2 separate regions of the Mus musculus genome follow, and region 2 is linked to region 1. The links are chromatin contacts, found by POLR2A ChIA-PET in ENCODE. All regions are on one chromosome and are shown on one strand. Each heading gives the region's core, a stretch centred on a gene start or an enhancer-like site at or near the end of the contact. The rest is flanking DNA. Distances are from core to core; before and after follow the strand shown.

Evidence for each region. ChIA-PET counts read pairs that join two places held with the same protein, here RNA polymerase II (POLR2A).
Region 2: POLR2A ChIA-PET joins it to region 1 with 10 read pairs in Patski. The contact joins the promoter of Tmub2 here to the promoter of Mpp2 in region 1. POLR2A ChIA-PET finds 5 or more read pairs at or near these places in 3 of 5 experiments (Patski and embryonic stem cell).

Annotation. Positions count from the first base shown.
Region 1 is chr11:102,087,179-102,089,878 of GRCm38, reverse strand. Mpp2 (membrane protein, palmitoylated 2 (MAGUK p55 subfamily member 2)) reads left to right here and starts at 1,364. Exons shown (of 13, transcript NM_016695.4): 1 at 1,364-1,459.
Region 2 is chr11:102,283,700-102,286,399 of GRCm38, reverse strand. It overlaps Tmub2 (transmembrane and ubiquitin-like domain containing 2), which reads right to left and starts at 1,449. Exons shown (of 4, transcript NM_028076.4): 1 at 1,312-1,449; 2 at 682-736. The coding sequence starts at 716.

The DNA.
Region 1 (2,700 bases), core at 115-2,614:
AGTAAGTTTGCTGTGAATTGCTATGGGGGGTAATATTTGAGAAGTTTTGGGAGGAATCAAGATTTCTCTCCCCCACCCAACTAAGTGCAAACAGATTCTCTAAGCAGAGGTGAGTGGGTAAGATCCAAGGGAGTCTCCGAGGAAGGAGACCTCTTGTCCTGAGTTTAATTAGGAAGATCTAGTTTGGAAGCCTTTTTCCTCAGACAGAAGCCTGTAGTTCCAACCACCACCATCTGGGGTCGCTACAAAACTTTCTCTTCTCTAAGGAATAAGAGACGTGGGCTACTTAACAGCCTTTAGCATTTTGACCCATCGCTGGCTTTTCCCTACACCAATTCCCAACTGCTTCCCTTTGCTAACAGGGTCGGCTGGGACCACATCTAGACATGAATCCTCAAGTCAATTCATTTTCGAGATTTCCAAGCAAGTTTCCAGGATCTTAGAAGCTCAGTTATAAGAGGAAGATATAAACGCCCCGCTCCCCACCGAGCGCCTATTCCATAGGGTAGCGGAGGGGTTAGGGGGCACCCAAGTCAGGGAAGGCCCCGGCTTGCACAGACTGAATGAAGGCTGTTTTCCACTTGGGGCCACCAATAGTCTGAGGCTGTGCAGTATCTTTTACTAGCAGGTCTGGGAGGAGCCAGAGGCTGAGCAAGGCGGGCTAGCGGGCTTAACCCTTTGCTTTCTTCGTTTTGCTGCCTGAAATAGAATCTAGGGCCTCTCCTGCACGTTCAACCCACCAATGGAGCCGGACGCCGTCACTACTTATTTGTTGAAACGGGATTTAGGAGGGAGAGACTGTTTCTTCTGCTCTTGTGCCTTAAACAGAGGCAAGGATCAACTTCCCGCGTCAAGGCTAAAATTAGGATCTTGGTCCCTTTCATGAAAAAACACAGTCCCACTCTCTTAAATTTTCTGTTTTTCTTCAAATTTTCTTAGAAGCAGGCATGTGCCGTATGACTATAACGCCACCCCCAGGCTTATCCCCTACCAGAGTTAGTGTCCTGATGTCCCCTTGCTTTTCCAAAACTGTGTTAGGAAAGGACAGACGAAGCGTTCAGGGGACTGGTACGCTGGACTAAGCGGTCCCGTTAAGGGGGGTGATCCCATCGCGCTCAGTTTCCCCCCCTTTCTTTTATTAAACATCATCGCCCTTTTAAAGAATTCCTACGCGCCAAGTAACACACGTTGGTCCTGCTCAGAGTTGGGGGTCGTGGGCTTTGCGGTGCCTGTTAACCACCACTTCCCCGCCCACCCGCCTGCTCCTGGGAGATTACTTTACAGTGGACCGTAGGTTGCCGCGTCCCTTCCGTGTCCCAGCCCTCTCCTTTCTGTCTCCGCCCCTTCGCTCCTAGGAGACCTTGCCGCTTTAAGAGCGCGGCTAGCGATTGACAAGCAATAACCGCGGAGCGCCGGGCTGCGCGGAATCGCCCCAAGCTAGGGGCTCCCCAAAACGCAGGTAGGTATTCCTAGGCCCCTGGGCCAGCACCCACCTCAGAACCCTTGCCTCCTTTTCGACCTATCACCTACACTTGGGGATCCTATTCTCCAGGTCCAAACTCCTGGGCCCCTTCCCCAAGTCGCCCCACTCCCTCTCCAGCTGCAGCACTGGGCTCTCTGTGTGTGATGCCGGTAGGGAGAACCGAACCCCTCATCCCAGGGATGCTGGTTCCCATGCCAGCGATGAGGGCTCCAGAGGGACACCGGACACAGAGACGCTGAGCTGAGAGGAGCACAGGTATTTGCGCGGCCTCTCCAGGGTCTGTGTTGGGTTGGGGGGGGGGGGGGACTTCGGATCCCGGCATTACGTAAGAGCCGTGCTACTGGCGTTTCCGGCCCTGGGGGAGCTAGACTAAGATTGTACTGGGTCCCTTGGCACCCTGCACCCCAAGAGACCAACACCTCAGTCATTCCTGAGAGAGGGTTCTGGAGAGGGGCGGTCTGCTAACCTAGAGTGCCAGGCCAGGTCCAGGAGGTTGCAGGGTTTTGGAGCCAGGGTTTAAGGTATGGGGATTCCAGAGGGAATCAGCACCAGAAGCAAGGAGCCAGGGTCAGAAAGTTAGGTCAACTAAGGGGTAGTGGGGAATGAAGACCTGGGGGACGTGGGGGGGGGCAGTCATTCAGTGACCTCATCCCCTAGTCCCGGCGGGCACGCAAGCAAAGAACCTTCTTTGATGGCTCGCAACACGCCCCCTCCTTCCTAGGTCCTAGCGCCCGGCGGGTTAGGGCTGAATTGAAGGGGCGGGGGCAATCTGATTGTGAGTGCGGGCACGTCCGCCGGCTCCCTAGACCCCATCCTCCAGTCCTCAGTTATCTACAGTTCTCCCCATAACCGTGTCCGGCTCCAAAGTGCCTTTGTCAGGCGTTCGTCTTTCGCACCTCTCTGAGTCTGCACCGATGGAGCGGGGGTGGGTGGGAGGATGGAGGAAATCTCTCTCTTTGAAGCTGGCGGGCTTCACCTACACACCCGGGGGACGGGGGTTGGATAGCTTGGTGGCGGATGTGCGTGTGGAGGTGGGAGTGGGAGGGCCTTAGGTTTAGGCTTTTGGGCGCCGTGATGCTGGTTTCGTGATGACTGGGCCCGGGGACCTTGGCACGGAACCAGGCTAGCTTGCCTGGCACTGCCGTTCTCCTGTGGGCACGGGCGGCCCCGCCCTCTCAGAGGCTTGGGTGGGGGTGGGGCAGAGCGAGCCGACGCCG
Region 2 (2,700 bases), core at 200-2,699, 200 kb before region 1:
GCAAAACCGCTGTTCTACATGCCCTGGTTATCCCAGAACTTGGGAAATAAAGGAACTAAGGATACAAGGTTCAAGACAAGTCTCCACTACTTAGCAAGTTCAAGGCTGCCTAAGGCTACACGAGACAGCTTCAAGAAAACCATTGCCCAAGTAGAAATTATTTGGAAATACTTCCCAACGGTTCCCACTATCCTTCTTTCAATCTGTCTTGTGCTATGAAGGTTTTCCCTCTCTGCGGCTTCTGAGAAAGCATTGGAGGCTCTCTGCATATTCCTCGGAGTACCGTCTCTTTTCCTTGGAGAATCTACGTTCACAGCTGTCTCTGGGCAAATCCATCTGGTGATTATCATCATCAGACTACTCTCACAGCACCCACAAAACATCATTACACTCATAACCTGTCCATTTCTTCATTGACTCCTGGAAGATAAGAACCGAGGGTAGTTCTCTTTGTTTGAAGCTCTTAATGCAATGTCACAGTAGCTGCTCAAGGAATATTTGTAGAACACACCAACACTCTCAGAAGCGTTTCCACAGCCTTATTTACACAGATTGGCCCTGGAGTCAGGGAAGCGATTCTGGGTCACTGTCTAGCCCCTCTTCTAGCTATGCAATGTCCAGCAACGTTCTCAAAGCCTCAGCTTTCTCAACAGTAAAGTGGGGTTTAAAATGGTTACCTACCTCATAAGGTTGTTTTGAAGAAGACGTGAAATCATCGAAGCAAAAATAATTAACACTGTTCAATAAACAAATGATAGCAATTACGTCTCACTCCCATAACTAACCCCTGTTGGTCAGGTTAGTGTCAGGAACCGTGATGTACACAAAAGGAAACTGTGGCAAAGACAGATGGAAGCGGAGGACACAAGGAACTGCCGCGGGCAGGGGCCAGATAGGGGACCTGCATCTGTCTGACCAAGGCCTCGGCTTTCTCCTCAGCCTGTGGACGATCCTGACCGCACTGTGGGGAGTCGTCCCCGACCGTGCTTTTTTCTGGGGTGAAGGTTCTGCGTCTGAAAGGTCCTATTCCCTTGGCAGTGGAGTCCATCAGCACCCCCCACCCCACCCCCGAGCCGAGGAGCTTCCGGGTTTCGGTCGCAGTGCCCAAGCCCGACTCTCCGGGACAGTGATGGTTTAGGGTCAGGTGAAGAAGCGAGGGTCGGGAGGTAGGGGGGTCACAAACCATCCACACCCCTCAAACTTCGGGGCGGGGCAGAGGAGAGGGGGCGGAGCTTGAGGACGCGAGGAGTCATGGGAGATTAAAGGGGGTTTGGATGGTTACTGTGCCTCGATGGGGAAGGAAAGCCTCACCTGACAAAGCCAGGATAAATGTTTTGACTTCGCCAGGACAGTCTTTGTAGTTCTCTTTCCGTAGGGGTCAGGGGAGGGGCTGGCAACTCAGGATTCTGTCCAGGGTCCGATCTCTTCCGGCTTTTCTCGGAAGCTGTTAACATCCAGGACAGGAAGTCCCGCCTCCCCGCCTTGTACTGATGACGCAAAGCTACGTAAGGCGGACTGACGTAAACGTAATCTTTAAATAAAAGGGCCAGGTTGCGCCGCGGCAGAAGGGGAGGAGTCATTGTTGGCGGGATTTCGGACCTCCGGCAGTAAGACCACGCCCATTAGGCGTGGCCTCGGACCTCCTGGAGGTCGGAGGCGGGGCCAAAAGAGAAGAGGCGGGGGAAGGTGTTTGTGGGGGGCGTGGTTTCATGCTTAGACGATTGCCCTGGCAAGCTCTCCTGGTCCACCCGCCGCTAGGTTTCCTTCTTTCCCGCCTGGTTTTTCCTTCCGGTTTGGTTCTCTAGCTCCAGAGCTAATGAGATTCATTACTGCTTCGCCAATGCACACCAGGCTCCAAGGTTGGGAGCGGTAAAGTCTGCTATTTTTGACTTCTAAGACAGTTGTTCCTCGAGGAGATGGGCAAGAATACAAATTAAAGTCTTAAGTACTTGAAGATTTCTACCTCGTATAGCTTTAATAAATGAAGCGGGAAGGCATTTTAAAGAGATACAAATACAGTGCCCTCAGCCGGGCAGTGGTGGCACACGCATTTAATCCCAGCACTTGGGAGGCAGAGGCAGGCTGATTTCTGAGTTCGAGGCCAGCCGGGTCTACAAGTAGTGAGTTCCAGGACAGCCAGGGCTATACAGAGAAACCCTGTCTCGAAAAACAAACAAACAAACAAAAAACAAATAGAGTGCCTTCTTAAGAAAGGATTTTTTTTCTTTTACTTGTTTCTATGTGTATGCCGCGTGTGTGGGTACTTGCAGAGCCCAGAAGAGGGCATTGGATCTCCATGAGCTAGGGTTACAAGAGGTTGTAAATCGCCAGTCTTGAGTGCTGGGGAGAGAACTCAGGTCTTCTGGCAAGAAGAACAAGTGCTCTTAACCATTGAACCATCTCTCCAAGTCTATCACCCTGGATTAGTTTTTCCTTTTTTTTTTTTTTTTTTTGGTTTTGTTTGATTGTTGATTCACTATGTAGAAGAGCAAGCAGCCTTTCTCAACCTTTGAGTCTAACGACTCATTCAGAGGTCGCATATCGGATTTTATATTAGTATTCATAAGAGTAGCAAAATTACAGTTGTGAAGTAGCACCAAAAATAACTTTACAGAGAACCAGTGTAGTGGATGATCTTTCCCATCTGGGCACCACCATGAGATTAACCCAGTGTTTTGATGGTCTTGGTCACTTTAAGAA